Regions from separate parts of the Mus musculus genome. Here regions 2, 3, 4, 5, 6 and 7 are each linked to region 1. The links are chromatin loops, found by intact Hi-C in ENCODE. Cell type or tissue: left cerebral cortex. All regions are shown on one strand. Links, peaks and the distances in the headings refer to the core of each region. The heading gives the core; the rest is flanking DNA.

Region 1 (4,556 bases), core at 340-4,339:
ACAGATGCCCCAGGAGACATCTGTAGGGCACACAGAAGAACCCTGCTATAAACATTTAGGAGGGTAGTAGAAAAGACAAAAAAAAAAATGAGTGATTGGGAATATTTATTTAAGAGCTGAAGTTCCTCTAAGCTGATAATGTGGCAGGCACTTCACTGAATTCAGTTATTCCATCAGGCCGACTAGATTTCAGTTCATGCTTCATTGGTGAGTATGCAGATTGAGTCTTAGATATGTTCAAGAATTTGACCCAAACTAGAAAGCAGAAAACTGGTGATTCCCAGGTTCAGACCTAGATCTTCATGGCATCATAGCCCATGTTCTATGTGCAGAAAAATCACATATTGATTTTGAAACAGAACCCTAGGCAGGGTACCCCAGAAGGCACACAAACAATGATCAGAATTCTGATTCCCCCGGCCATACCAGTAGGGATGAGAAGAGGAGAGCAAGATGATTTTCTGTCTTAAATGTTTCTGAGGCAAATGTTTCTGACAACTGTTAGAACACTGGGGCATTAGAATGGATCCAATCTGCATGACTGCTAGGGGTCACATTTTTCCAGGCAGGCCTGATATACAACTCAGAATCTACCCAACTGGCAAACCAAACCCCAAACAAAAAAAATAATAAGAAATAAAAAATAAAGAGAGAGAGAGAGAATTTTTTTTTCTTCACCCACACTGGAACCTGCATCAGTTGAAAGCTGTTTTGTTGTGGCAAGAGAAACATTAAATGTCACACACTGAATTTGCTCTGATTATGAGCTAGCCATATCCCTCCGACAGAGAAGGAGTCAGGCAGAGTCACAGGTGTTTAAAGAAAGCATCCTGCAGCAATTTAAACTGAGTACTGGAGGCAGTGAGCAGGGCACCAGGGCTTTCTTTGCATTTGCATATGCATATGGTCAGAGGGCTAAAAACAGAAAGCCCCATCCCTGGGACACACATGCTCAATCAGGCTGCTTCACCCTGTGGGCTAAGTTTAGCAGAGCTGCGTGGTATTGGTGTTGCCTCTCACTGGTTTTTGTCAGTAAGTCTCTCTTTTCTCCCTTCAGCTGAGCAACACGCACTAAAAGAGACATAAGAAATAATAGAAGGGGCAATATTTCCAAGGTCACACAGCAAATAAAAGGCAGATCTGTGATCTAAACCTAAGCCTACATTTCTGCTGCTGTTGTTATTTTGATCATTTTTCAGTCATGTTTTGTTTTCTCTGGCCTGGACAATGAAAGCTTCCTCACACTGCCCCTGTAGGCTGCAAAGCTATGCCAACAACCACAGAATTTCACCTTAATAAGATGATTTTTCCAAGACAGGATAGTGTCTCTGGGGGGAAAAAAATCCCCCTGCAGATTTTTTGAAATTCTGAAGTTCCTCAGTTAGTAAATATGTGAACAAAAGAGCTAAATATTGTATTGGTCTTTGAGGTTTAAAAAAAAATGAACCCCTTTTAATCAACTGTGTGCATTGGATCTTTTAGCAGTGCTGACAAACACTAACAGCACTAATAGTACTGAAGAGCTCCTATATCCCAGCTTACTGTGTGCTTAACATCAAGTCACTGAAGTCTCACTGTAATCCCCAAAGATGCTTGCATCGTAGGGATCAAAAGCTCTGCTGGGGACAGAGTAGCACAGACCTATAATCACATCATTCAAGAGGTAGAGGCATGAAGACCACCCTGAGCTACTCAGCAAAACCCTGTCTCCCCACCACCATCCCCCAAAAAGAAAAGAAAGAAAAGAAGCAAAAAGAAAAAAAAGAAAAAAAAAATTGAAGGCTTTTCCATACCACACAGTACCTAACTAGGATTCCCCAGAGAGAATTACTCAGACAATAATTGCTATAAAAACACTAAGGAAATTGTTGATAAATAGTGACACTGTTTGCAGAAATGTGAAATACAAAGTACTTTGGGGATTTTTGAAATACCATAATATCCTGAACAATGTTGTCTTGGTTGTCGAATGTTGCTGTGTTCTTGGAAAGAAGTCAAATAAACAATGTCATCTACATTTATTCTAGAGAGAAGGGTAACATGTTAGATTGGAAGGCATTGTGTCATCATTTGCAGCTTGTAAAACTGAAGACCAGGAAGGGAAGGAATTCAAGAATACTCAGCCAGCTAAATCAGCCGGGATCAGAGCCAGATGTCCTGGAACTGCAGGCCCTTTCCCACTCACCCGCAAGTTGTATCTTTCCATCTTTCCCTTCAAACTGCTCCCTTGGACCATGGCAAATGGACACAACTAATACACTAATGCCCCACTCTTCCAACACTTGGCAGAAACGTTTGTCTCGGAAACATTTAAGATGGTGTTATAATCGTTTTTCTTTTTTTCTTTTTAAATGTCTTTTCTGCGAAAGAAGCAGTAAGACTAAGCTTCAGGCTTCTCTGCCTCATCATTATATAATACTTGTCTGGGACTGCAAATCACTCGCAGAAGGACAAAGCTCGGGGGAAGAAAGGGTGGGTGTGAATCTTTTGTGATTTCTTGAGTAACGGGAGGCGATTTGTCATTTTAGGAAAACTGGAGCCTGTGTTCTCAGATTCATGCACGATCCAGCCTGTTTGACTCTACTGAAAACTTGCGGTTTCTGAGCCCTTCCCTAAAGTTGGGGGTAGAACACACGGGTAGCAGACAGACCTGTTTTTCTCTCCTCCCTTCTCCCCAAGTAAGAGAAGCTAATAATAAATCAAAGTTCTAGAACTTGAATTTGAACTGAAAATACCTCAGAATAAAACCTGTTTCTTCCATCCGGCAAATCAGCCAGAGCAGGGACTACTTGCATTTTCTGTGAACGCTCGCCCCCTGCTGGTCAAGTTTGATTATGACTGACTCTTGAGAGAAGTAAACAAAATTACCATACCAAAAAGAATTTTTTATCGACGGAGAGAAGATTTATAGAGAACTCATTAATGTAACTTTTTAGTCTTAAAGTTAGCGGTTATGGAGAACCCACAGGGACTTGTTTTTAATTCTCATGGAGACTTTCACAAGCGAAATTCTTGGGGAGCTCTCCAAAAACCTTGTTGCTGAACATATTTATAGAAATGTGAAAATAAAACAACTCTCAAAGGATAACAGTGTAAAAAAAACTTTGGCTATTTATATTAAACTCCTACCAAAACAGCATGCAGTCCCCTCAACTTGGGACGATAAAAAGAATTCCAGAGCAAATAAAGTTACCTGGAGGGACAGGGTCTCCTGGTATAATTTAGGTTGGCCTGAAATTCACTATATAGCCCAAGCTGGCTGCACACTACCACCAGTCCTCCTGCCTCGACCTCTCGAGTGCTACGATTACAGGCTTGAGGCACTAAATGTGGCTTGAGGGGTACTTTTAAAGTATTTTGACTCAAAACCAATGAGATGTGTTGTTTAAATACAGTACACCTGAAACTCTGAGCTGCCCACTTTTTGCCTCCTTGTAAAAAGTCCTGCCATGTGCTGCCCATCTTTACTTAAGTACTTCGTTTGAAAGGTCAGCCAGTTCTATTAGAAATTCTGCTCAGCTTGATTTCAGTCTCTGTGTCCTGCTCTCATTTGATAAGGAATGCATGCCAATGATCTACGGTTAGCTGCTTGGTGGCGACTGCTTTTCCTCCCTAAAGCCCTTCCCCGGCTTTTCTTTCTCCCTCTCCACCACCCACATGCTGCTCTTATTCGGACTACTTCAACTGCCTCTATCACTCATCCACACCATTCCTGGCCTCCCTGTGCACCCACGTGCATACCCTTAGTGTGGCTCCATTTAACCCCTTGCTTGCCTGACAAATACAAACTCAACTAGGCTGGCGGAGTCTAGCACTCACGGGGACTGTGCACAGGTTTTGCAGTTCCCACCCAGAAACTAATCAGGCTCCCATCAGCAAACAGATCACATTACATAAGGCAGCTGGAAGGCGGCTCGGAGGCTGGGAAGCCAGATCACAAGGCTGCTGCTTCACCCACGTGCTGGTGAATCTTCCATCAGCCCCTCGGGAGAAGCAAACCCAGACGTCTGTAGTTAACAGCGTACATTTTGTGCCTGCCAGCGAGCACGCAGGTATAGAATACAATCTGCTAGGTTTTACGTCCATGTACCCCCAAATCAAAATACTCAGCAGAGACCATGTAGCCCCCAGGGAATACAGAAACATTTTTCCTTCTTTGAAATTCCTTCAACTCTTTATTAAGCCTCGTACTTATCCGAGAATAGCTTTTGTTTTACTGCCTGGGCAGTATGCGTTTAATGACTAATGGGCACAAAGCAGGACAACCCTGTCACACACACACACACACACACACACACACACACACACACACAAATGGGTAACCCAAATTCTCCCTTCCTGCTCCTTAGATAAGCCTTCACACTTCACTGCTCAGTGGAAAGCAAAGAAGGCATGGGGTGAACTGAATTCAGCTGTTGTTACCTGATTCTGACCACACTGGAAGGAGTCTAATTTTCAGGCACAGATTTGGTTTACGCAGTGAGTGGGCAGGTGGAACCTCCTCCACCTAGAAAGGAATCGTGATAAGGGAGAATTTTTTTTAAAGGTGGGGGAAG
Region 2 (4,556 bases), core at 366-4,365, 1.4 Mb before region 1:
TCCTAAAGATTGTAATTAGTGTTAAGTAGTTTATGTCTCACTTGATGATCTTCCAAGCATTTTATTGATGATCCCACCCAACAGCACGATGTGGCTATCATTAATGCCTTTATGGAGAGGAAAGCATTGAGATGCATTTGTTAAACTACACAGCTAAGATTCTCAGTGAATCTAGAAAAGCTATTGCCTCATTTGGGTTTGGGGCTTGATTACTAGTATAGCCTTGTCCTCAATGACTTCTCCAAGACGACACATGACACTATTGTTTTAATGAAATCCAGGCCCATCACACCATAGGGTAGCAGAATTTCTTCCTGAGTGAGTATGGAAATGCCTAGTTGTTAAGGGTTTAAAAGAGCAGTTGTGCATGATTTACATCCTTGGTTTGCAGACTCAAAGTTGACTTTTCTTCACTTTTCAAAAGAAGCAAGCTTGTAATTGAACTACCATGAAATGGTGGGTAGAGCTGCAGGGCTCACCAGCAGTTTTGGGTTACAATTGTAGTGAAATGGTAGATTAAACACCCAGAATAATTACTGACTCCAAAAAGTCAAGTCACTCATAGCCATACTGGACAATTTTTAAACATACAACCACAGGCAATATCTTTTAATGATGCCTTACTTGGCATGAACTTGGGATCCCCCTACCTCAGTATCTCCCATGTCTGCAGATCACAGGTACCACACTCTTGCAAATGTCCAGTAGTTTAATAAATGAATCCTTAGCTACAAGGATTAGTTTAGTGTAGATAGGTTAGGGGGTTGCGATTAAATTAAAGATGGGCATCACTATTCTTTAAGACAGCAAATCCAAAAACAAAAGTACCAAGATCAAAGTTACCAAAGGCCTCAGGGCCTTAGCCTCAACTCCTAAGGAGCTGCCAATTCAAATACAGATTTTAATTGTATGCAGAGGAGATGAGAAGATTCCAAACTGGTAATTCCGCCAATGCAAAATCCAAACTGACTCTATTTTCTCAAAACAAACAAGACAAATTGCCTACCAGTTCTTCGACTGGAAACTCCTTTTCAGTGGCTCATACGGGGCTTTAGTTGACTTGAAAAAGTACCTTTCCTCTATTGAGAGGGGAGGAAGGGGTTGTCAGTGCCTTGGTTCTACGTTTTCAGCAGCAAGTGTACCTCCCAAAGCATTTAAAACAAGAGAAAAGCATCCAATGAAAGCTAATAGAGGTGTCTTGATATAAAGTACAAATTGACTTTACCATGTGCTACCTCCATCAGCTTAAATGGAGATCAGGGCTAGAGAAATGGTTCAGCAGTTAAGAGCACTCACTGACTGCTCTTCCTGAGGCCCTGAGTTCAATTCCCAGCAACCACATGGTGGCTCTCAACCATCTGTAATGGGATCTGATGCCCTCTTCTGGTGTGTCTGAAGACAGCAACAGTGTACTCACATATATAAAATAAATAAAATCTTTTTTTAAAAAGAAAGAAATTGAGATCATGTAGAAGCATTTTGCCTTTTTAAAAATGTTTCATACAATACACTTTGATCAAAATTTTAATTGTAAGCCCACAAAATAAATTCCCAGCAACAGGGTTATTATGGCTGAAGTCATTTTTTGTTGTTGTTGTTTTGTTTTTCGAGACAGGGTTTCTCTGTGTAGCCCTGGCTGTCCTGGAACTCACTCTGTAGACCAGGCTGGCCTCGAACTCAGAGATCTGCCTGCCTCTGCTGGGATCAAAGGCATGCACCACCATCTTGAGAATGATCAATGCTACAGAAGAATATTCTACAAATCCAGAGGAAAGAGAAGTTGATTTAAATAACAACAAAAAAGTTGCAACAAAGCAAATCAGACAAGTCAAAGAAAGGCAGATTCTAATCATGGCCCTCTTCCAAGCAGTCTACGAATCATTTCAAACACAATTCACTTATGGTAGAAAACCTAGCAAAGTAGAATCAATGTCTTCCTCCAAAGCTGTTTAGTTCTGAGACACCCGGAGCACCAAAGCAAAGTGAAAGGCTGGATGCAGGGATTTCAGTAAAAGCAAGAACTGGATAGGAATTGATCTTCTGGGCTGATAACTGAGTTTATATTCATCCACAAGGTACTGAGGACCCAAGGATGTTTTGTAAATGAGAAAAGGAATCAAATGATCCAGCCTTTCTGCCAATGGAGACAAATGGTGAGACTGTGGCCAAGAAATAGAAGCCTGAAAACAGATGAGCAGTGAATTTTGAGTGCCCTGAGCAGGTGCTCTCACAGAAAGAGTCAAGGACAGGGCAGAGGAGGTTCTTGGGATAAAGTGTGTCAAAGAATTCTGATACAGTTGGAGGGACTGCCTTCTGTTTAGTGTTGGGTTCTTTTATATTATTGCTGTGGCCGTCAACATCATCATCCTGTGCCTTTACAAACACTGGCCAGAAGAGGGAGTCGGATTCCCTAGAGTTGCACTCATAGGCAATTGTAAGCTGCTGGACTCTGAACCTCTGAAAAAGCAGTAAAAACTCTTATTCTTATTCTTGTTGTTGTTGTTGTTGTTAATTTGTTTTGTTTTTCAAAGACAGTGTTTCTCAGTCTCTGAGTAACATTTCTGACTATTCTAAACCTAGCTCTGTAGACCAGGCTGGCCTTGAACCCCAGAGATTCTGTCCCGCGTGCTGGAATCAAGCATCTGAATTAACCCAAAGGAAGATGTTTATGATGGAAATTTAAGAAACACCATTTAAGAAAGTTCATCGTAGGGTAGAACCAAAGCTTTCTTGCCCAGTCATCAGTCCCTCAAGGCTCTAAGGTTAAAGCCAAAAAGGCAGAAATCCTTTGTGGAGGAGAAATGTAAAGGATGAGGTGCTGGTGAATCAGAAAATGGCTAAATATAATCAGGAATGGCTAAAGCTTGACAATTTATTTTAGCTACTGGAGTCACACAAAGAAGGCACGGCTCCACCAGAAAGTAGTTCACCCAGGCAAATTAGGAGAGCCACAAATTTACATAGGCTCAACAGGAAGTAATCGCCAAGCACTAAACAACCAGCACCTTGGGGGAAGGTGGAGCCTTCCGTAACAATTTGCATGCAAAATAGATGTTTCCAGGAAGGACCTGAGGAGTTTTGCTTATCATACTAATAATTGAAATGCCTTTAGCCAGAATTTAGGGCAATTACCGGTGTGGGCACTACTGAAATTTGTGGGCTCTAGTAGGCCTTTTTAGGTATCTTTAACGTGTTTATTAGAGTAGCTATAGCATAGCTACAGTCTTGTTTTATTTAGAGACAGGGTCTCAGGAATGCAAGGCTGAACTCACTATGTAGTAGAAGATGGCTATTAAAGTCTAATCTTCTTGCTCCACCTAGTAAGTGCTGGGATTGCAGGCACGGTGGGAGGAATCAACACAAGACTTGTGTATGCTAGGTAAGCTGAAGTCTCCAAGCCCATTTCTCCAGAAACCACCACATTTCCCTCACACTGTGGGGCATGGAAAAAATACCCCAATAGGCAATCACTACCTTAAAAAGTAAGGGATTTGGCAATTAGGACAGCAGCAAAGGCCTTGCAATCAAATAGGTAATCTCACATAAAGGTTGTCAATCTCAAAGACGATAGGGGAGGCATGAGTCGTCCCATCATTCAGTTTGCAAGAATATCTTGGGTTCAAGGCTCCACTGCACAAGCTCCTCTTCCCTCCCCAAATCTGGAAATCTCAATGGGCCTAATTTATTGATACTTAAAATGTGGACTAGGCCTGCCAAAGGCGCACAAGCATGCTTCAAATGTGTACTTTAAAGCAGAACCTGGACCTGGTAGGGGCACTCCAAGTAAAATAAAGGTGTGGGCGAAGCCACACTCTATTAGCATCTAGGGATTCATTCACTCAGGGGCCAGTAAATCCAACCCAAAGGGCCTTTCAATTTGAATGGGTAAAAATACACCTATATTTTTTTTCACTGAAAATCAGCACGTTCTCCCACTTATGTCGACTACTCACTCCTACCTGTTATAACCAATGAAATCAAATTTTTTATACTTCTACTCCAACAAGCCAGGAGAAAATATCACATCCTACCCTCTACATACCCAGAGCCTTGATTAGGGGCTGGGACCAGAACAAGAGTATGTCCTCTACCAGTCCCCAAGATACTCAGGACTAATTTATCCTTGTTGGGTTTGAGCTGGAAAAAGAAAAAAGGAATCTCATGTTTCCTGAGATCAACACTCCTCAGAATTCAACACTTCACTTATAAGATGACCAAAGATGAGATTTGTTTTAGCAAAAAACAATTTTCTGAGTTCCTTCATCAGGCAGACGGATTAAGTACTCTCTAAGTGGTTAGGTTGCAGGTAGTTTGCCTTGGTAACTAGGTTAGACGGAACTGAAACAATAACATGGCTAAGGAGTTCCAGTTTAATTCCACTAAAATCACAGCATGGAACTGCTCCATTAGGAAGGATTACCAACAAACAGGAGGAGGAGAACATGCATTCAAGCTCCGCAGCCATTTGACTCACCCTTGAGTCACATCCAATACTTCCATGCCAAGAGGAATGCCTTTTGACTCACTATCAACAATTAAATGTTTTTAGAGACCTC
Region 3 (4,556 bases), core at 403-4,402, 980 kb before region 1:
ATGTGAAATGCACACAAATGCCAACTTAATTGTTTTCATACTTACATTTTCTGTGGTCCCGGTAATTACATGGAGGCCATCATATGTGGATTTAATATACATACCCTAAGAAAAAGACAGGGTCAGTAAAAGGGAAGCAACTGACTCATTTTCAAGCATAATATAATTTTATTCATGAGATAATAATGCTGAGTTAAAACTAGTAAAAAAATAATTACTATGTGTGAATGTTCTGGTTTCTTAAGGCTATCTAAAGAAGCTTATACTCAATCAAGTAACTACTTGAAAAGTGAAATTGCCATAAAGACATAAAATTCAGCACAGTATTTCAATATACTAAACATAGCTTAATTTTCTAAAATTCATACTAACATTACGTGGCAAATTTGTGTATATGTTTTAGTCACCTATTATACTGCTATAATTTTACAATTTAAAGTAGCCATCAATAGAAATATTCTATCTGCAATTAGCTTTTATCTGTAATTAGCTGGAGGTGAAACAGTAATAAAATCTTACTTATATAAACTTTCTTTTTTTATATTGTAGCATTCTGCATTTTCCTCCTTTATTTTGTAGTATTTGTAGTATTTTATATTTTCTTATTCCTTGTCTGATATACAAGAGATTTAACAATAACCAACACAATATCTGCAGAAAAGTATACATTTAAAATTATACAATGAAATCAATTTCTATATTATTTTCTCATACTTTTATGTTTACTATATAATGAGATACCCAAATATCCCTGTGATTTCAGTGAAAAGATAAAAGAAAAATGAAGCAGAAAAGTTAATGGTTTGGAATGACCAAGAAAATGACAAGGTAGTTCCTTCAATTTTAAAGTCATTTCCAAATGTCATATATGAAAAGCTAATAGTTCTGAAAACTGCTGAGCAAAGCACTAAATGGGAAATGAAATTAATGTTACTTTAAAAGAAGGTTGTTTACCAGTGAACTACAGTTTCTTAAATGAAATTTCACAGTTTAATATAAAATAAATAACCCAAACAAAAGTATTTATGGAAAAATATGGCCATAACAATATGGCAATCTTCAACCTTATGTTGGTGACTGTGTATGTCATATGCAGTTTTGAGTTTATATTCATCTCATTACTTATTGGGAAGCAAATAATATTAAAAACATCAAAGAAGGGCTGAAGAGATAGCTCAGTGGTTAAGTGCACTGACTGCTCTTCCAAAGGTCCTGAGTTCACTTCCCAGCAACCACGTGATGGCTCACAACCATCTGTAATGGGATCCAATGCCCTCTTCTGATGTGACTGAGGACAGCTACGGTATACTCACATACATAAAACAAATAAATCTTTAAAAAAGTAAAAAAAAAATCAAAGAAAATGATTGGTGCTAATGCTTCTACCTTAGCTAATAAAAAATTAATAAAAGGACTAAAACAATATTTGTAAAAGGTAAATATTACTATTTTGTTTTAGTTTTGTACATTAAAAGATTGTGAGAAAATAAAGTGGGAAAGGCAGCAAAGCCCCCAACAAACCATTATTTCGACTAGAAAAACAAATCATCACCATCATCCTCCAAAATCCATCCACCCACCCACCCATTCATCCATCCACCCATCCATCCACCCATCCATCCATCCATCCATCCATCCATCCATCCATCTATCCATCCATCCATCCATCCATCCATCCATCCATCCATCCATCCATCCATCCTCACTAATACTTATTACAATGTGCCAGGGGTTGTTTTAAGTATGTTACATTTATTTAATGAAGTCTATGTGGTGTAGCTATGACTGACCCTGTTTAGAGGTAAAGAAATTTGTCATTCAAATATCATTTTTTTTTTCTGAAAATGCGATGACTACTGGCTTTGCATTTCATTCAAACCATCTCTGTCATTTTTGTTTTGTTTTCCATTAGGAGTTAATTTTGAACAGCCCCTTCTCCCCTACTCAGCTTGCTCAAATGATCTTTGCTTCATTTAATCTCCAAACACCAGTTAAGCAATAATAGCCAAAGCCTCATAATCAAGATGGTAAAATAAGGCATATTTGGAGATCATACAGCTCACCAGATAAAGAAGCCTGGAGCCAAGAAGTTTCTCCAATGATGCCTATAGGTCCCTCTGTTCAACTCATTATCTCTCTTCTGTCATCCATATTTCAATTGTTCTAAAAGATCTCATTTCTACAGCTTTTAATTTTCTAAGTATTGTGTTTTTAAGCAAATCATGACTTAATTACAACTGAGCACACTTATTTGCAGTCTTTCCCATGCCTTTGCATTTTATATATTTAAGCAACTGCTTGTTAGTCAAATTTTCAAACTGATTTATTTTAAATATGACATATGAAGGTTATTCAAAAGTGAGTGCATTTTAAAATAGCATCTTGAATAACTCATATAAAGCCTCTAATCTTTTGCAAATTTGATATGAATCATAAGAGTCACCCTTAATTCTTTCCATTTATATTCAACATTTTAGATTTTTTCTCTCCCTGCGAAATATCAATTCAGTTGATATATTCTCACCGTTCTTCACATATGAGGTTCTTTAAGCAACTTCACATTTAGAAATATCCTTTTAAGCTGCTCATACCTACATTTAGTAATTCCAAATTTGGATATGAGCGACGTTCTGTGTATGTGCTGTTAGGTTGAGAACTTGGGAATCCCTGACATCATTGGGCCTACTTTTTACTTTTATTCTTAGATCCACCCTCCACAGATGCTGCAAGAAATGAGTCCAGTGGAGATAGGAAAGGAGGTCATGGGGCTGAATAGTTATGCTTCCTGTAATAAGACAGGAGAAATTTGATGAAAGCTTGATCTAAAACATATTGACAAGATTGAAGAAATAGGCTGTAAAACTGTTTCGGATGAAGACTTTTGAAATAATTAGATATAAAATATTGAAGGAAGCCTCGGATTTTTAAAAATTTTTCTTATCATAGACAGCTACAAAAACAGCTAATACCATTAACTGGGAAGGGGGAGATAAATATAAGAATTTGGGATTTCTTTTCTCTAAAGAAAGATTGATTGGAGAGTTCATCTTTTGTCAGTGTGACAGGATCTAGGGTCACTCAGAAGAGAAGCATCTGCGCGCACACACCTGTGCACAAACAGCCAGACTAAGGGTAGCCTCTGAGGGAGTCTGCTAGGTACGATTTCTACTAGATCAAGTGATGCGACTGGAGGAGACTATCTTAACGGTCAGGGGTTCATTCCCTCAGCAGGAATCTTGGCTGTATATCAAACATTGAGTAAATGAATTGAGTACTAGCACTCCTTGGTTTTTTTGCTTCTTGATTGTGAATGTAATATGACTAGTGGCCTCAATATCCTGCCTCCTCCATCTCCTGCCATGAAGAACTTGGACAGTGAGCTAAAATAAACACCCCTCCCCCCCAAAAAAGATATTTTTTAAAAAATGTCAGATATATTTTATTTAGATTTACCTCATAAATTCTTGCCTGGTTATTATTTGATACAAAATAATTATTAAAGAATCCATGGTTCTTTTCTTACTTTCTGACTGAGAAAATTAATACTTACTCTATAGGGCTGCAAAGAAAATACAAGGCAAACAGAAAGTCTTTCTACCACCCATCTTAACTTCTAATTTATTTTTCTTTGTCTTTGAACGACACTTTCCAAACTATTTAGATGTTTGGTTTTTACCATTTTAAGTTTATGTCTATTCTAAAAAGCTGATACAAACCTGTGTTAAGTTAAAAAAAAAAAGATCTCTCTCTCGGGACAATATAGTCATAGAGAAATAAATTGTCCCTAAAGCCCATGAGTTAACTGTGGCTCACTTCATATGTCTATTGTTTCCCATGCTTCTGGTGCAAATTAGTAAGAAAATTTAATTCTGATTCCCCAAAAATCTAATTTAATCTAATGTTGTATTAGCTCATTTTTTACTGTACACATTATGCTATGAAAATAACTTAAAGAGGAGATGAAGAAAAAAATAAAATACTCAATATTATGCATTGAAAAGTGTTTATATTTTAAAATATGAATTACTTTTGCAAAGGCTCATGCAGATGTGTTCTAAAAGCCTAGGGTATATCTGCAAGTAAGAACAGGATCAAACACTGTATGTCCTATGTATTATTTTACTTATACAACCATAAGTATGATGAATTTTCATTTATAAATTAAACAAGATTAAAATACCTAATAAAAACTGACATAATGGTTATATGAATACAATTTCTTTCTCTCAAAGTATCATATATTTTCAATTTAACAGTTATATGAAAAATTTTATGGCTTCTTCTTAGCATATCTAATTTGTTTGCACCAGTATTTATGCAGTTTGGGGATATTTATTGTAAGTTAGATGAGACTTGATTAAATAAAGTTCTTTTGATATCATGACTTTCAATTTAATAATCTCAATAGCTATTATGTAGCTAATGAAACCTACCCCATCCCCATTGTCACCTGCCATTCCTGGTGATGTTGCAGGTTAACCTTGGCAATGTGTACATTGTCCCTTTTTGCTTTTATTGGACAGTCAGTACTATAAAATTTGTTTTGAGTTTTATAA
Region 4 (4,556 bases), core at 169-4,168, 640 kb before region 1:
GTCCTGAATTCAAATCCCATCAACCACATGGTGGCTCACAGCCCTCTGTAATGAGATCTGACACCCTCTTCTGGTGTGTCTGAAGACAGCTACAATGTACTTACATATAATAATAAATAAATCTCTGGGCCTGAGCAAGTGGGGCCACAGTGAGCAGAGGTCCTGAGTTCGATTCCCCCAGCCACATGATGACTCACAACCATCCGTACAGCTACAATGTACTCATGTACATAAAATAAATAAATAAATCTTTACAAAAATAAACAAAATCTGTTATTATTGATCAACAGATTAAGTATCACATATCTTAGAATGGGTAAAAGACATTTGTATTTAGCCAGCAACTTTTTGGTGTTGTTTTTGTCTACACCTCTGTACTTCCTGCCATTCTTTCACATTTACTTTAGGTTTAAGCAACATCAAAATTCTTGTGATTCTTAAAATGACCTAAAACCACTATTTGCCCTCATTCTTTTTTTATGTGGTACTCCTTTTATTCAAGATCTTTTATGCCTCTGTCTTCCAGATAATCCTCTTTATTTCTGTAGACAATGCCAATAAGCTTTCCTCTGTGAGGATTTCTTTTATTTTTCAGGCTGCATTATTAATGCAGCGCTGTATGTATAATGAGTATTGTTAGTATAGCATCATTTATTCTGTGCTTAATTGTTATGTTTCTTACATACAATTTAAGAATTTTGGGGAATTGAGTACTATGCAGTTCTCAGTCCTAATGAGACATCTCTACCACACACCCTGCTCCCAGTGGTCAGAGATCATTGTACAAGAGGGGGCCAAAAAGATTGCAAGAGCCCAGAAGCACTGGACAACTACAAAGACTCTGTTTTTTGAACAAGATAGTGCAGTTGCACATAAAAACCCAGTCACTATATCAGTATGCACAAGACCTGTGCAAGCTCAAGTCAGATAAAATTTTAGCACGGAGGAGGAAGGTGAGCATGAAGTTCCACCTTAGGAGCTATAGGCATTTGAAAGTTGCTGGGAGATCAGTCATTTTCTTTGAGTGCACAGCCCCTGATTGGTAGCACACTATAGTAGAAGGTCACACACCCAAGAGTATATAGGCAGCACTAATTGGACTTGAGGGATTTTTAAAATATGTGTGTGTGTGTGTATATATACATATACATATACATATACATATACATATACATATACATATACATATACATATACATATACATATACATATACATATATATATATATATTTATTTGTTTACAAAGTTAAATGGACACAAAATATGATCACTATGGGATGGAGGATGGATGTAGTAAGAGATGGGAAGGATATGAGTATGATGAAAACACAATGTATGAAATTCTCAAAGAATCAATAAAAATATTATAAAATAATTGAGTATTAATATCTGTATATTAAATACTATAGGATTAATATAAAACAAGCTGCAGTGAGTTACTAAGGATTACTGTTACCAAGTAGTTGAACTCTCAGTATATCATCCAAATAACAGTTGGTTTTATACACTTAATAACCTTTCTTTATAGTCACTTTATTGTGACTTTACTTATAGTCACTATTTTATTTATTTATAGTCACTGTTGTATTTCTTAGAGAAAACATAGAATAGAGAGCTTCACATATGTCTACTGTGTGATAAAGAGACTAGGATGTATGAGGCCAACACTGAACAAATGTCAAAGGATACTATAACATGGGTGTTATATTTGTGTTACAAAGTTAAATCAAGCAATTCTATTCAAAATCTGCATAGTTAAGGAAGGATTGAAAATAAAGATAAATTTCTACTATTTAAATACATATATGAGGAATGGTTGCTGCTTCTTAAAGACAATCAAACAATTGAAATGAAAACAGCATAAAAGATCTGTAAGCATCCTATTCCACAGCATCCAGGTCCACCACTTACATCTTGAATGGTCTATAAAGAGAAATGACTTTAGATTCTGCCATCTGTTCCTTGCATCAAGAATACCACAGAAAGCATTGAGAATGTGTTTTATGCAAGAACTGTCACACAAAGAGCAGAAGTTATGCCTAAAATTGTAGTGCTCAAACTGAGGCGAGCTGAACAATAGCCAAAGATGGAGAAATTCTAACACCTGGCAGGTCAGGGAAAGGAAGATAAGCAAATGAATCTTGCTGTTTAGCTAACATTCAAAGAGAAAGTCGTAAAGAGCATACAAGTTGTATGCTCCATTGTCAATTTGGAAGTGTCATTTTTTTTTTTTTGCACTCCAATCTTCTCATCTGGGGTCTCTTCTTCTCTATGAATCTTCCTCATCCTTTATGATATAGTTCAAATCCTATTTTGTGTGATGTCCCCAGGCACTCCAGTTAGCACTGGATATCTACCCTTGTTGCTTTCAAAAAAGCCTTATTTATATGTCGATTTAGCACTTTTTAGCTAGAATCGGAGCCAGGTGTGAGCTGTTTTAGCACAGAGAACAGTGTTGTTTTGTTTCATATTTCTATGTTCAAACCAACCATTCAGTGCAGGACTGAGCTGATGAGAGGCTCCCATTGAATGCTTTCTGAATTGAAATAGATTTGTAGAGATTAAGAAATGACTCAATTATAAATATTTTTCTTACCAAGAATGACTTGTTCCTCTAAGGACAAGTTTTACAAAATCAGTAAGTCTCAAATAATTTCCTCAGATCTTCTGTACTTTTTGTTTTTTGCTGAAATTTTAGCTCTGAATTGCATTCTTTGCTAGTAAAAATGACTCTGTAAGAGGGAAAGCTCAGATGTTACATGGAATTTTGGCTGAGTTGTGCTTTATTCTTCTTCGCCTTTCCCAACTGTCAACCCTGTTTCCAGGTTTCCTCAAAACTATCTGTTGACCATGCCATGTTTGCTACAGCTAGCAACAGTCTCTTGGCAAGTAAACCTTTGCTAGTTAAAAAAAAAAAAAGCAAAAAACAAAACCTGGAGATAAATTAGCCTAGAAGTGAACCTAAAATTCAGTTGTGTGGGAGAAATGAAAAAGGCATTGGAATAAGAAAAAAAATTTGAGAGGGGTAAAACTGATAGAGCAAGGCAGGAAATTCTCACTATTTTAAAAGTTTATAAACTTCCTGCATTAGCTTCTCTATTTTATACCCAATCATAGATATTTTCTTAAGGCAATTTTGAAAACCAGAAGAAAACAAGCAGTGTCATTGTGATATATGTTCACAGGGACCATGGCAAGTATCAGTTTTTGATAGGAGCTGCATCTTCATATCCATTTTAATGGTAAAGGCTGCAAGTAAGAGAAAACTTAAACCAACTGGCCTTAAGCAACATTGTACTTATTAATAACTGTGACACAACAGTCAACAACACTTAAAGGGAAAAGGCTTCATTTATTTTTGCAATTTGTTTTTTAAGTCAGAGAAGCAGGTGTTTAATGTAATATATGTTGGTTCCCTTCAAGGTTATAAGATGACTTCTGGTTTTATGCCATGAACCTTTGGCACATGGTAATTTAAAGGAAGAAAAAAACATCATAGGTATTTTGTTTCTGTTGAGGAGTTAAAGAAACATTTCTAGATTAAAAACTCACTGTACTACCAATCATAATGTTTTTCTTTTGAATTCTACTTGCTAGTCACTGAACAGGGTGTGGATGGTGCCTACCTGATGGAGAGAGAACTGAGCACCATGTAGAGGTGCCTTGTAATCCAAAGAGGGAGGGGGGCAAGTCTTCTGGAGTAGTAAACCAAATTGGATGCGATGATCTTTTTTTTTTTTAGTTCAAACTAAAATCCATAAAACCAGAAATGTTAGTAGTATTTAGAAATCTGGAGTGCAACATACAACACACACACACACTCATTTTTATTGCCACAGTTCTGAGGACGGATGTCATGCTTATGGATTATCATAGAAGAGGAAAGTATTCTAGGATGATGGGTTAAGGAGGATAAGAAAGGAACATGAGAGAGATACCAGTCTTGGGAGGATAAGGTAGAATTTTCAGGAAAGTGGACAGAGACAGGGATGGAGCAATGCATAGCATAATTAGCATCTTCAGCATAATGAATTAATGGCTAGTTCCAAACTCTAGTGAAGTACTGAACACATGTTTTAATGATAAGACAATAATGTTTTAAAAACAAAAAAGTACTTTTCACCCTAAAGCTCAAATATATATATATATATATATATATATATGTGTGTGTGTGTGTGTGTGTGTGTATACATACATACATATATATATATATATATATATATATATATATATATATATATATATATATATATATATATATCACCATCCTTTGAGGTATGTACATCCTGAGAAAATTAGGTATAAGAAATCGTATTCCAACCGTAAAAACTAATTCTCTTTCAGTTTTTCCACTCCACATTTTCTTCCAGCAGCAAAACTTCTTGTTCAGTCCAGATAGGATTTCATATGAAGCATGGAAGCTGGACTAAATGACTTTGAAGGCATAGCCAAGCATAAGTTTCCACATACATTATTTGCACCATACCTATAATCTAATGATTCTACCTCATTCTTTTTACCTTTCTGGAGGACCATTAAATTATATGCACTTTTC
Region 5 (4,556 bases), core at 150-4,149, 880 kb before region 1:
AATCCTAGGTCATGACTGGCTATACAGGAAGTTCAAGGCCAATCTGTACTATATGATATCCCTTTTCAAACAAACAAACAATAAAATGTTGTTCATGCCTTAATACTGACTTTATAACACTATATATTTAAAAATCATTAAGCAAGGTCTAATCAACTCAAAGCTATAGGCTAAATTGGTAGTCGTCTTTCCAACATTTCTGTTACTGAGGAAAGTGAAAAACTATCTTTTAAATGTCATTTTTTAAAGTTTACTGGGAAAAATAGTAGAGAAAATTAACTAAGGTAACACTATAAAGAGCAAGTTGAGGAAATTCTCATCTCCTCCAACTATTTTTAGAAATCTCATTTTCTGATAGGATCTGAAATGTATATGACTATCACAGAAAATTTAACAATAAGCAGTTTAGGACTAAGCAGCTAACTGGGACCTGAACTTGATAATTAAAGCAGATACTCTCCTAGTCTTATTCAGTCTTTTGTTCTACAAAGGCATGTAAATTCTATCTTGGTTACCTAACTGATCTTCTTAGGTAACTATAAAATGTGTCACCAACAGGTACAAAAAACAAGTTATTCAACTTAAATATCATGTAAAGTTAAAATTACAGGAAATAATCTTTTCCAAAGTTCAAAGAAACTACATTTTGCACTGGAGAGATTTTTAAAGGACATCATATGCTGTGCTTGCTTCAGGGAACCTAAAACAGTGGAGAGAAAGGAAGCCGCAAGCATGTAACTGGGTACGAGGTAAAGAAGATGGAGTATGCAGTGCTCATTACAGGCATCATGGGAATTTCTAGAAGGCAATCCCATGAAGCCAAGACACCATAAGTCTGAATGTTGTTGCAGCAACAGACCCAAACTAAACTCACCTTTCAGAGAAATTCAAAGAAAGCGTTTTAATTCAACATTCTTACTTCCTGTGACTACTCTGTCATCCATGACTAAGAAACTGAAAAGACAGAATTTTCCTGAGGCGTGTGTGTGTGTGTGTGTGTGTGTGTGTGTGTGTGTGTGCGCGTGTGTGTGAATCCAGGAAGCTGGAATTTTAATAGCAAATATGGAAAGAGAACAAGCAGCAGAAAAGATGAGGCACTGTTAGACTTTGTCTTAGTCATCTTTATAACCCCCATGGCAACCAATGCACTGCACACAAGGGGCAGTGGATAAATAATGAATTAGGTTTAATTCAATTCACTTGCACTTACAGTGTGCTTCGCAGTTACAAAGCATTTTTCTTACATATGAGATGAGAAAATCAAAGTAAGTGAGAAGTAACAGGGCAAATCAGGGAGAAAAGGAAGCAAAACACATAAAGAGAAACCCTAGAAGAATAGGCAAATGTCCGAAATGGTGGGGGAAAGATTCGGGGAGAATTTATTTCTCCCTACTACCTTCAATCCCTTCCATCTTTGAGTATATAGAGCTTAGAAAGTCTGACTGCTAAGCAAGCCTTAGGAAAGGGGCTCCTTCCTCTTTGAAAGGGGCATTTTCACAGATAAGGCTTGAAGAATATCTTAAGTTTGCCTGCTCGGGTACGACCTCAAGCAAAACTCTCATATTTTCCAAGCATGTCCAAGAATCTTTTATTTCAATGTAAGCATCCCCTTTGCAGAGTTCAGTCTGGGGATGACTGGAGAGGTCCCCAACAAGCCCCTCAACTCAGACAACAGAGGGAGATAGTGAGACAGGAAAGCCAGGAGACTAGAGAAAAAGCCCACATTTGCGTCTAGGAGGAGGGCTAAGGTTTGAAACTGGTCATTAGAAATTGTCGGGTGTGTGTGTGGGGGAGCCTTCAATATGGAAGAAAGGAGAATACTTGAATGCGCATCACTTTAAACCCAATGTTGGACCCTTAACAAGAAGCCGCGAGAGGTTTAAAGCCACCGCAGACCTCAACCTAGGAAAGCAAAGGACATGCTGGGGTGCACAGGAGGGATCCCACATATATTAGCTTGGATGCTGCCCTAAGGGAAGCATGTTACCCTAAAGTAGCTCGCTCCCTTCCCGATCATCCTCAGCCCAGCATGGAGGAGGGGGTTCCCACCTTCCAACTGGAGCGACTGCATCCTGACCCCATTATGCGGGCTTAAAAGTTGCCAGGAGAGTTGGCGCTGGGGAAGGCACTTGGCAGGGCGAGACCTAGAAGGGGCCTCGGGTTTCCAGGAACAAAGGGGCTGGTGAAGGGGCAGCCACGAGAATAGGTCCCACGGGCTCCTCCCTTAGCCTGGAAACAGGGTCGCCGCGTCCTCTCAACCCGAAGGCGTCGAGGGAAGCGGGAAGCGGGGAAGCTGCGCGGGGATTCCACCGCCCTGCTTCCAGCTTCAACCAGGTGGCGCCCGCCGCCCTCTTGCTCCCCGCGCCCCTCCAGCTGAAGACAAAAGAAGTCTAGGGTCCCCGGGCCCCTGCCAGAGCCAGAGGACCCCTGTCCATCCCCAGGGAGGACCCTCAGCAGTTGGTTGGAAGCTCCCAGGACGTGTTATGCCCTAGCGGGCACCCCTCCCTCGTACCGGGACCCTGCGCCCCAGTGTCGCCTCGCTCTCCCCACAGAGGGCATTACCTTTCATCCAGTCCACTACTTGACTCGGAGACCATTTGCTCACCGGTTCCATTATCAGAGCCATGGGCGGCGGGGTCGGTGCCGCGTGGGACGCGGAGCTCGGACAGAAAGCCAAGTCCGCAGCCCGCTGCGCCCTCAGGTGGGGTCGGTGGCCGGCCGCAGCCTCCCGCGGTGGGCGGCGCGGAGAGGGTGGCTTTTGTGTTTCGGTCCCAAGGCTGGAGCGTCGGAGGTGGCTGCGGTGGGAGCGGCGACGGCCGGCCAGCTGGCCGGGGTAAGACGCCGGGGTCGGCTAGGTCCCAGCCCAGGCGGCAGCCGCAGCTGCGGCGTCCGCGGCTCAGCCCGGGGTGAGCGTCCCGAGGGGCTTCAGTGCATGGCTCGAGCCGCCGAGGTCGCGGCGGGGAAAGGAAGAGGCGCCGGCGCACGGTCGCAGCCAACTTGCCCGCTCGCTCGCCTGGCGCGCGGGAGTGGAGCCCCCGGCACGACGAGCCGCCCGGCGGAAATGACGAGGGGCCTCCTGCCACCCAAAATATCTCTCCGCAGCCCTCGGGTGCGGGGCGCGCGCTCCACGAGCCCCCCGCCCCGCTCGCCGCCGCGCGGTCCCGCCCCCAGGGCCGGCAGCCGGTGCGCGCGAGCCCTGTGCGCGTGCGTGGGCCAGCGCGCGTGGCCGCCGCCCGACTTCTAGCAGACTCGCGGGCCAGGTGTGGGCTGCTCGCGCTCCCGCCTTCCCGCCCCGGGGGTCGCACTCGGCCGGAGCCGCGCCGGGAGGGCGTGTGCGGCAGCGCCTGGAGCCCCGGAGCCAGCCGCTGCAGCTGGAGGCTCGCCCAGCCCCGGGGTCAGTTAGGCAGTCAGGTGCGGCGGCGGCAGGAGAGTGGCTCCCAGTGGCCTTCCAGGAGAGTCAGCGAGACGGGTCGCCCCACCAGTTGAACGGACAACCCGGGGTGGCGGAGGAGGGTACTATAGCACCCCTGTCCCAAGCTCTCCTCGCCACCAGGGGGGAGGGGACGCCGCAGAACTGCTGGGGTGACAATGGGAGTCCTGACTGTTCTCTCTGTCGCCCTCGCGGCTGCTGAGTTGGCTCCCGAGGTGACTCCTCCGGACCCTGCGGAGAACACGGGATGTGGGCTTCCGCAGATGGGAGTCAGGATCTAGCCAGAGACGCCCATAGGAGACTAGATGGCTCGTGCTGTCGGATCTACCCTGGGTGATAAAAGGAACCCGGGAAGTCAGAGATGTCAACTGCAAGAGGCTCCAGCCTCCAGAACCCACACGTGCCTCTTCCCAGGCTCTGCTTCAGTTGTCGGCCACCTCCTTCAACACAAGGTCCCCGACATCTATTTTACATGATGTCATTTTGTGTTCAGTCGTTCTTATATAAGAACGGAAGAGTAATAACAGGACTTAAAGTTAGTGACAAATTGCAAACATAATGTTTCACATATTGTTTGCTTCAAAAAACCTATGCATGCTTCTATGCAACGTTTAGAAATACACATTTTGCCTAAATGAGGCTTCACTTTCAATGACAATTCTAGAGCGTCTAGTAGCAAGCTCTACCACCATTATAGCTGGTTTGTTTTTTTTCCCCCCTCGGTATAATTCTTAAACAGTCACATTGAGTAAACAAGCAACTTCTTTTATTTCTATAATCATTTCAATAATGTCAATAAATCATGTCAGTTCCTTCGGTACCCATTTTGTCTAACTCAAGTTTATAAGATACAGAACACCACTTTCTTCAGTTGGCATGGCTTGGCAAGTTCTCCCCCAACACAGGAGAAGGCAAAACAGGAGTAGATAACACACTGATGTTTTTATGCTAGTGCTACAAACAAATACCATTTAAGAAGCTTGTGTTCAGACTTGTTTACTAATAACCCAAACTCCAAAATATACAAATAAAATTTTAAAAAGAAATTTACTGGGGACTGGAGAGGTGGCTCAGCGGTTAAGAGCACTGACTGCTCTTTGAGAGGACCTGAGTTCAATTCCCAGCT
Region 6 (4,556 bases), core at 180-4,179, 530 kb before region 1:
ATCTACTCAAGGAAAAAGGAAGCTAAGCCATCTGCTCCTCATTTTCAATTATTATTGGGGACGAGTAGAAATTTTAACTATTTGGCACTTTCAGCCTGCCACATGAAAGAGATGATATATATATATACTCATATATGCCTTGCGGGGGTAAATCATCAAACAGAAGATTCTATGTACTTTCAGTATGATATTATTGCTCTGAGGCCTGAATACAAAAAGGATATGGATGGGCAGCAATGGAATCTCCTATGCAGATCACATGTCAGGCGGTCTACAGGGTGGCTGTTGGAGACATTTGGCTTCACAATAGTGACATCTGAATTTAAGGATGGTGAGAAATAATGTATTGATAAGAACCCCAATCGTTTGGCAATCTCCTTAGTATGCATCTCTACATGCTTTGTGAATGAGTCATTTTCAGAAATCCAGCATACCACAGAATCATAAAGTTGAAAAATGTCCTTGTAATTTACCTAATATAGTCTCTCCCTACAGTAAATTTGTTAAACATCAATAAATGGACAGTTAGCTCAAGCTTTAAGTCGCTAAAAATATTTCAGTGGGTCTTTTCTTAGCAAGAGATAAGCTGGCATTTATTATAGTGACACACTTTGGTTACGGATGGGATTTATGGAATTTGTAATCAATATATTAAAATTCATTAATATACACAGCCAATCATGATCACTTTGCCCCATACACAGTTTATTAATCTCACAATTCAGAAAATGGCACCAATGATTCCATAGATAAGACATAATTAGAAAAGTAGTTAAGCATTTTATTTTTTTTAACTAAAATGGCTCACTCTTTATTAAGACCATCAATGTTTAGGAAGAGTTAACCATTTCAATTCAAACCGCTCTTTAGAACAAATTTTGCTACAGGATGAACTAGAGCCACAACCATTTAATATTAGGGTTAAAATCAATGATTAACAGGACTTGTTTATCTGGCAGAGGACCTGAGTTTGATTCCCAACCCCCACACTGTGGGACACACCCACCATTAACTCAAGTTCCAGGGTATCTGACACCTTCTTTTGAGCTCTTTGGGCACCAGGCATGTGGTGCATATACACGCATGTAGGCAAATACTGAAAGACATAAAATAAAATAAAATAAAATAAAATAAAATAAAATAAAACTTTTAAAGGATTCTCAAAGACATTTTACAAGGATAATATAATATACTATGTTGGAAGCAGGTATTTATACATCAAAGAATTCCAGTAGGTGATGAAAATTTTGACCAGCTGTGGCTTTATAATGGTCGCTGTATGCATAAAGAGAAACTTCAAGGGATGAGACTCTTAATTGGTTACTCAATACTAATGGTCAGCTCCGAAGTCACATATATGCAAACAACACTAAATACATTCAGCTGGTTGATGTTATATTTATATATTTATGTATGTGTATGTGTGTGTATGTGTATGTGTATATGTATATGTGTGTGCATTCAGCAATGACAATTGAAGAAAAAAAGCCATGAATGTGGGAAGAAGTGCAAGGGGTGGAGGATAAAAATAGAGGAAGGAAAAGGTGTAATTATACTTTAATTTTTAAAAATTGTCAGAGATTCAAGCTATTGGAGTCTTCTTTCCACAGGCATTCCCTAAGAATATTTTTCCCCAAGTCCAGGAGGTCAAATCCAGGGCCTTGAGAATTTTAGTCAAGTGATCTATCACTGAGCTATATATCCCCAGTTTCTGCTTCTTCTAATCATGTTAAAATGTACATAAGTTTTACTGCTTCCACCATTTAAGAGTACAATTCATCAGTGTTTAAGTACCATCACATCATTACACAACTATTATCATCCACCCACAGATTTTTTTAAATCTTCCAAAATTAAAATCTAAACCAATTAAACAGTCAATTCTCAATTAATTGTCCCACCCCAGTGCCAGAAACCCCATTCTAATTCCATCTCTAGAAAAGCCACTACTCCAGGTATCTCATAGGAGTAGAATCATACAGTATTTGTCCTGTTGTGGCTGGTTGATTTTGAAATTGGGCATCTCTGTGTTTTCCAAGTCAATGAAATTAACTCAGGATATGAGGTAATGCTGCTTTTTACTAAATTCAAACCCTAGTGAAAATACACATATGTCCAGTGCTCAGTTCACTGGTGGTTAGAAAACAAGAACATGCATAAAACACCCTGTGGCCAAAACACGTCATTTCATTGTCCTTGCAAGAAGATTCACAGAAGGCCCATCCAGGTGCTTTATATAAAAATAACAGTTCCCTCCAGCTACCTAACCTAGATTTTAGGTTATATAAAATGATTTGCTTGGAAGGAAAATGTTGAATAAACACATTGTAGGATTGTGACGATATAGTTACTCTGAATTTTTTAGGGCTATATCTATCCTCCAAAGGGTTCAGGAGCAGATTCTAAATGGTATCTGAAAATCTCAAATATCTCATTTCCTTTTCAGCGTCTGGTTTGGAGAGAAATGTGAGCATCAGCTCTGGCCAGTAACTAAGGAAAGGTTGGCCAGATGGCTTCTGAGGAAGGGTGTCTGGCTCTTAAAAAAGATCCACATGAGAAGTGTAAGTATTATTTTCTTCTGCAGGATATTTTCACTCCAACATGTGATGCTATCTTGTGACTATGAAAAGTACCGAGATCAGTCAGAAAGCCACCATGCTGAGGATAGCAGAACAGGAAGAGAAAAATCCTGGGAATCTGAGACTGAACTAGTCCTAAAACATTCCAACCTTAAAACTTCAAGAATGTGAGATTTCAATAGGCCCGTGTTTAAGCTGCTGAGATGAATGCATTTGTCTAAAACTTGCAGAGAGTTAATTGATGTAGAATGCATGCGGTCACAGAGAGATTTTCCTGGGAGGCAAACATTGGGAAGCATTTTGGTTCAGGAAAGGTTTCTTAAGAAGTATTATGTAGAAGACCGAGGAAAGAAGTAGCTTCAGGTAGAAATGAAACTGTTAACTAAGCAGTATGAATGCCATGGATCAAAAGATAGACCAAGATAATCAGACTTTTATGTGCTCATCTATTTTAGTCATTAGAATATATCTCTTGGGGGGTGGGGGTAAGCATGACCTTGAGAAGCTTAGACAAACACTAAAGGGCCAACTGTCAGCTGTCTCCATTGACAGCACTCTCAGCAACTGAGGCATGAATTTCTTTATTAAGAAAAATTGGATGGTACAATACAGTGTCTATTTTGATACATGTTTACTAGAACCATTCAAAGAATAGATGTCAGACTAGACTCATAAAAAGTACAGCTTGTAGACCTAAAATACCTGCACAACGTCTGGTAGACTGTAGTTTATACTAATGATTCCATTCATGTATTTATGCTATGCTTTCTTTTATTTAACTTACCTTTGCTGATTGCTGAAGGCTAATAATGGAATAGTCTATAAATACCCATGCATTATTACTAAGCTGTTATTGGTCTGGATTTAAATAAAGTCAATCTGGTTTGGTGATTACTAAATGATTAGCTGAACTTCCAAGACTTTCTGACTCTTGAAACTCCTCTCTTGGCTTCTCACTCACCTCTGACCCTTTCCTGCCATTTTGCTCTATCTTAGGTATTCTCTGAGGCAGCATCTTTGACACCAACTTGGCTATCTCATTAAAAGTTTGTGTAATTAGCATACCCTGCCATGTTCTTAATTTCTTTCAAACTTACCAGATTCTCAAACCATTTCCAGTACTGACATTTAAAACAGACATTAGCTCTTTGTCTTCCAGGACATTCCAGATGTTTTTGGAGGACCTAACCACTTTCAACTTAAGACCATCTAGAAATAGTTCTTATTGTTTTTGATGAAATGAGCTCACTTTCAACTTTCTAGTTACATTTTTATTCTATTACCCTTCAATTATACTTATTAAAAATCTTAGATTTGATGGAGCAGTTCTCAGTGCCCCACACCACAGCTTTACCTGCCTCCCAAGAGGCAAGCTATAACCAGACACACACAAGTGCAACACCCTGACAACCATGCCCCAATATCCCCACCAGCAGGAACCCCAGCAAAACTAGCAGCCATGAGTTTTGCCTGTCTGGTAGGAGCTCCATCTTCCTTTTGGTCTACACCTACCCCAGCTGCAGTTGTAAACACTGCACTATGCCCCATCCCACAACTCTGCCTGCCTCCCAAGAGGCAGATTCTAACCCAGCAAGTTCTAACAGCAGTTGTACCCACAGCCCTACTTGCCTCATAGGAGGCCTGCTCAAACTGTAGACATACAGCTGCATCTGACTCTTGGGAGACATAATCTAACACATAAAACTCAGACCAACTAACACCAGAGAAACTAGATAACTAAAGGCCAGCTAAAGAATGTAATTAATGGAAGCCAGTGTAATATGCCACCATCAGAATCCAGCTCTACTACTACAGCAAGCCCTGGATATATTAATACAACTGAAGAGCAAGACTGTTCCCTTAAATCCCATCTCAGAAAGATGATAGAGGCCTTTAAAGAGAATGTAAATAATTCCCATAAAGAAACACAGGAAAACACAATCAAACAAGTAGAAGCCCTTACAGAGGAAACAAATG
Region 7 (4,556 bases), core at 162-4,161, 70 kb before region 1:
TAGGGTTGCAGATTCCTTTAGCTCCTTGGGTACTTTCTCTAGCTCCTCCATTGGGGGCCCTGTGATCCATCCAATAGCTGACTGTGAGCATCCACTTCTGTGTTTGCTAGGCCCCGGCATAGCCTCACAAGAGACAGCTATATCAGAGTCCTTTCAGCAAAATCTTGCTAGTGTACGCAATGGTGTCAGCACTTGGAGGCTGATTATGGGATGGAACCCCGGGTATGGCAGTCTCTAGATGGTCCATCCTTTCATCTCAGCTCCAAACTTTGTCTCTGTAACTCCTTCAATGGGTGTTTTGTTCCCAATTCTAAGAAGGATCAAAGAGTTCATTCACACTTTGGTCTTCGTTCTTCTTCAGTTTCATGTGCTTTGCAAATTGTATCTTATATCTTGGGTATTCTAGGTTTCTGGGCTAATATCCACTTATCAGTGAGTACATATCATGTGAGTTCTTTTGTGATTGTGTTACCTCAATCAGGATGATGCCCTCCAGGTTCATCCATTTGCCTAGGAATTTCATAAATTCATTCTTTTTAATAGCTAAGTAGTACTCCATTGTGTAAATGTACCATATTTTCTGTATCCATTCCTCTGTTGAGGGGCATCTGGGTTCTTTTCAGCTTCTGGCTATTATAAATAAGGCTGCTATGAACATAGTGGAGCATGTGTCCTTCCTACCAGTTGGAGCATCTTCTGGATATATGCCCAGAAGTGGTATTGCACCGGGGAAAAATTCCTGAATAGAATAGCAATTGCTTGTGCTGTAAGATCGAGAATCCAAAACTTTTCTATGGAAGAGCATAATCATATTTTAAAGTGCCTTTAAGTTCTTGCATATGCTTTATACCAATTGGATCAAGAGATAACATGATTTAAAAATCTTAATTCCAAGTTGAATAGTAGAATGATAAATAGCCAATAAATGATTTACAAAGTCTTAATATTATACCAAAGGGCTTATATTTTAATGTTAAATGGAAAAAGTAAATATGAATATGTGCCTAACTTAATCCCAAATGTGTTAAATAAACATAGGAAAGTATTAAAAAGAATTATCTCTACAATAACTATGATTTTCTTTTAGGTAAAGTAATTTGGAAAGAGATAGTGTTTTCACTTTTTATGACTTTCAAATATTTCTATAGTAAGCATGCATTAGGATGGGCAGTAGAACTTACCCAGCCTGTATAAGACCATGTATTCCCTCCCAACACTAAAAGTAACACTGAAGTTGGCATAATAAGTATTGATTAGTTCTGAATTTTTAACCTGTCAAAATTTTTACATATTCATAAGTATCCAAAAAAGACTTATACACCAAATCATCTTTAAGTTCTTTAATTGAATGAACATTAAGTAATTCATTCATACCCCCCCAAAACTGCCTTTTAAAGACAAGCATTAATTCATTCTTATTTTCCCAATTCCAAATCATAAAACCTATATACAGTGTTGTTAAAAATAAAACACAAACACCTTAATTAGGATCACATTTGCAAATCTCCCTGTTGATTTTCCATTCAAGGACTTTGTGAAATATTTTTAGTGCTGTACAAAATGAAAGGAACTGGAACGCTAATTAGCATGAATCCTGCTTTTCTCTAGGTTAAACATGAGGTGGCTTGTTTTAAAGCAACGTAAAAGACAGCCATACTGTTGTGAAGGCTATCTTTCTGAAATGATGCTGTTGCAGAAAATTGTTTTATGCAGTAACCACAAAAGAGTGGTACCTAGGGGAAAGTATCACATCTTTTGAAAAAAAAATTAAAATGAACTAATCTCAGTTTGTTCAAAGATCATAAGCACTGGAATTATAATGGTGTAACCTTCACATTTGAAACATGTAAATATTCCATAAAACAGAATTAAATATAATAACAGTTCTGAAAATATTTAAAGTAAAAGGGCACAAAGGAATATAAGTATGTATCTAGTTGTTCTCTACACTGAACAGGCAGGAATTCTTCCAGGTTACTTTATGACGTGATAATTATAGCTATGTCTCAGGCTTCGGATTAGATATACTTATACTGAAAAGTATCCATTAGTTATCCAAATGTCCAGATTTACTGGGTGTCCTTTGTTAGCTAGATAAGCTAAAGAGTTCACAGAACATTTGTCTCATTCTTGTAACTTCCCATGAGTAGTAATCATTTTTAAACAACCTTTAAGTGAAAGAATAGAGTTGGATTCAGACCATCTGAAACTATCTAGAGTTGAGGGTAAGTATTAAAAAACAAAATAAAACATTTCATGAGGTAAAGCCTCATGTATCCTATGTTGGTCTTGAACTTGCTTTGATTCTCCCACCTCCACCTCCCAGGTATTCAAATTACAAACCTGTGCCAGGGCATCTGGTTTTAGGCAGTGCTGGGGGCTTCTTGCAAACCACAAATGCATTCTTCCAACTGAGCGACAAGTCTAGCTATGTATATTTGTCAAAAGATAGAGTCAAAGAGGCAATAGTACCGGGATAAGACATAACATAAAATCACTTAAGGACAGCTGAGCCAAAGACTTAAAAATAAAACTATTCCTTAAAGCTGGGTTGTGGTTTTGCTAATTCACAGGAGACGAGAGAGATGAGACTGGAAGCCATTTCTATGCCCATGGTGCTGCACTGACAACAAAGAGATTATTTAAATCCAGTGCAAAGATATTTGTATTTAGGTTCTGCCTTGTACTGTTATTAAATGTATGACTTGGTCATTTTCTTTTCCTTTAGAAACATCTTTCTGCAGACCTGAAACTGCATGAAAGACAGTAGAATTAAATGTGAAAGTTGGGAAACAGCAGAAACAAGTCATAGAGAAACAAATGTCATTCTTTTACCATTGATCTATTTTTTTTCTTCCATTGAAGCATTGTTTTTAAAGAATATCAAGCTGTTTACTCTTGAGTCATTTCAACACGAACCTGAAGCGGATAAGAAAGGAAAATAGCAGGGTGAGCAGTCCTTCCAAATCTCACTCACATTCTCAGTTTAGGGGGAGTGGACTTGAAGAATTAACTTTCTTCTCTGGGGGAGGGAATTAAGGTAAGAGGGAGAGAGTACTATGAGAGTGAGCAAAAATATCACAGCAGCAGAACACATGGTGAGTGGGCAGAGTGGGAGAACACTACAGAAATGGATATGCATGACCTCACCATGAGCATCCCTAAAATAGCCTGGAGAGATGGGAGGATTGACAGCTTACTCAACACTGTGTGTCCAGATGCACAGAGCAGACCAACAGCTCAATAATCATTCCTTGCCTGTCAGTTTTGTTGAAGACCAGTGCTTAAAACCCAAGATAGTTTTGTTCAGAGAACCAAGTATATGCTTTTAAAGTGTATTTTTCCACTTAGCAACATGCCTGAAGCAGATTTCTTTTCTTGAAGCCAACAGTCATATCCCATATGTGATATATGGATAGTACTTTGCAGAAAACTACCAGCTAAGGAAAGGAATTTAGGGTTTTCATGATGAACATTGTAGATTAGAGATTTACAGATCAAATAATGCATGCCTCACTTTTGACAAGCTTATTTTCAATTTGGAGGGAAGACAAAAAATTCACAGAAAGTTGCAAATTTCATTTAAAAGCTTTGAAGGGTTGAAAATTGCCATCTTTCAAAACACTTGTTCCACACTTTCAGATTTGCAGAGATTTTCTAGTCTACCATTTCATCCATACAATAGCTCTCTGAGGAGGAGCTTTAAGGAATTCAACATTGAGGATGCAAGCAAATACCATCTCAGCAGTGGGACTCATGAAGCCCTACTTCTAACTAAGGAACTACTAGCACTTGATAGCTGCAAGGGGAGAAAGATCCTTCTTTGAAAGTGTAGCCACTGGCAGTTGCTGATGCTCCTATGAAATGTTCCCCACCCATGCACATATGGACAGCACTAAATTAACTGAATTTAATAACAATGAAAAGAATAATAATAATATTACATGAAGCTTGGAGGTAGACATGAGGAGGGCAGGTCTAGGGGAAGTGGGAGGGATGAAATGGCAGGTGACTATGAACATGTTTTATTTTACTATGTACATATGTATTATGAAATCATCAAAGAATTAAAAGGAACTTCTTAAGAACTACTTCAATTCCACATCACACCAGTCAGAATGGCTAAGATCTAAAATTCAGGTGACAGCAGATGCAGGGAGGATGTGGAGAAAGAGGAACACTCCTCCATTGTTGGTGGGATTGCAAGCTTGTACAACCACTCTGGAAATTAGTCTGGCAGTTCCTCAGAAAATTGGACATGGTACTACTGGAGGATCCCGCAATATTTCTCCTGGGCATATATCCAGAAGATGTTCCAACCAGTAAGAAGGACACATGCTCCACTATGTTCATAGCAGCCTTACTTATAATAGCCAGAAGCTGAAAAGAACCCAGATGCCCCTCAACAGAGGAATAGATACAGAAAATGTGGTACATTTACACAATGGAGTACTACTTAGCTATTAAAAAGAATGAATTTATGAAATTCCTAGGCAAATGGATGAACCTGGAGGGCATCATCCTGATTGAGGTAACACAATCACAAAAGAACTCAC

What was found. Peaks named below come from ENCODE experiments on the same cell type or tissue, not always from the same donor. Only the 100,000 strongest peaks of a DNase experiment are listed, where the experiment ranks them.
Region 2: it touches region 1 in a loop (6-fold over the local background); 2 of 42 quality-filtered maps call a loop at or near these places.
Region 3: a loop joins it to region 1, with 4 times the contacts of the local background. A loop is called at or near these places in 20 of 42 quality-filtered maps.
Region 4: a loop joins it to region 1, with 3 times the contacts of the local background. A loop is called at or near these places in 2 of 42 quality-filtered maps.
Region 5: it touches region 1 in a loop (17-fold over the local background); 9 of 42 quality-filtered maps call a loop at or near these places.
Region 6: a loop joins it to region 1, with 16 times the contacts of the local background. A loop is called at or near these places in 2 of 42 quality-filtered maps.
Region 7: a loop joins it to region 1, with 8 times the contacts of the local background. A loop is called at or near these places in 5 of 42 quality-filtered maps.

The regions. Positions count from the first base shown.
Region 1 is chrX:158,919,498-158,924,053 of GRCm38, forward strand. No RefSeq gene overlaps it. Among named protein-coding and RNA genes, the nearest start is that of Rps6ka3, 330 kb to the right of the region's middle. In left cerebral cortex, for the core only: a CTCF peak has its summit at 2,820 (motif pointing left); DNase peaks (open chromatin) are centred at 447, 937, 1,603, 2,182 and 3 more places; H3K27ac peaks cover 3,835 bases.
Region 2 is chrX:157,484,567-157,489,122 of GRCm38, forward strand. The region is part of intron 1 of Sms (spermine synthase); the gene reads right to left. Among named protein-coding and RNA genes, the nearest start is that of Sms, 5.4 kb to the right of the region's middle. In left cerebral cortex, for the core only: CTCF peaks have their summits at 1,434 and 2,400 (motif pointing right); DNase peaks (open chromatin) are centred at 2,402 and 2,911.
Region 3 is chrX:157,939,951-157,944,506 of GRCm38, forward strand. Cnksr2 (connector enhancer of kinase suppressor of Ras 2) reads right to left here. Exons shown (of 22, transcript NM_177751.3): 7 at 46-105. Among named protein-coding and RNA genes, the nearest start is that of Cnksr2, 100 kb to the right of the region's middle. In left cerebral cortex, for the core only: no CTCF peak of the experiment used is centred there; a DNase peak (open chromatin) is centred at 2,682.
Region 4 is chrX:158,282,552-158,287,107 of GRCm38, forward strand. No RefSeq gene overlaps it. Among named protein-coding and RNA genes, the nearest start is that of Cnksr2, 240 kb to the left of the region's middle. In left cerebral cortex, for the core only: no CTCF peak of the experiment used is centred there; DNase peaks (open chromatin) are centred at 1,986, 2,414 and 2,756; H3K27ac peaks cover 934 bases.
Region 5 is chrX:158,040,215-158,044,770 of GRCm38, forward strand. Cnksr2 (connector enhancer of kinase suppressor of Ras 2) reads right to left here and starts at 2,983. Exons shown (of 22, transcript NM_177751.3): 1 at 2,563-2,983. The coding sequence starts at 2,626. In left cerebral cortex, for the core only: CTCF peaks have their summits at 1,677, 2,331 and 3,525 (motif pointing right); DNase peaks (open chromatin) are centred at 1,874, 2,322, 2,591, 3,188 and 1 more place; H3K4me3 peaks cover 3,678 bases; H3K27ac peaks cover 3,609 bases.
Region 6 is chrX:158,392,195-158,396,750 of GRCm38, forward strand. No RefSeq gene overlaps it. Among named protein-coding and RNA genes, the nearest start is that of Cnksr2, 350 kb to the left of the region's middle. In left cerebral cortex, for the core only: no CTCF peak of the experiment used is centred there; DNase peaks (open chromatin) are centred at 2,223 and 2,534; H3K27ac peaks cover 874 bases.
Region 7 is chrX:158,849,363-158,853,918 of GRCm38, forward strand. No RefSeq gene overlaps it. Among named protein-coding and RNA genes, the nearest start is that of Rps6ka3, 400 kb to the right of the region's middle. In left cerebral cortex, for the core only: no CTCF peak of the experiment used is centred there; DNase peaks (open chromatin) are centred at 1,616, 2,577, 3,126, 3,653 and 1 more place; H3K27ac peaks cover 2,328 bases.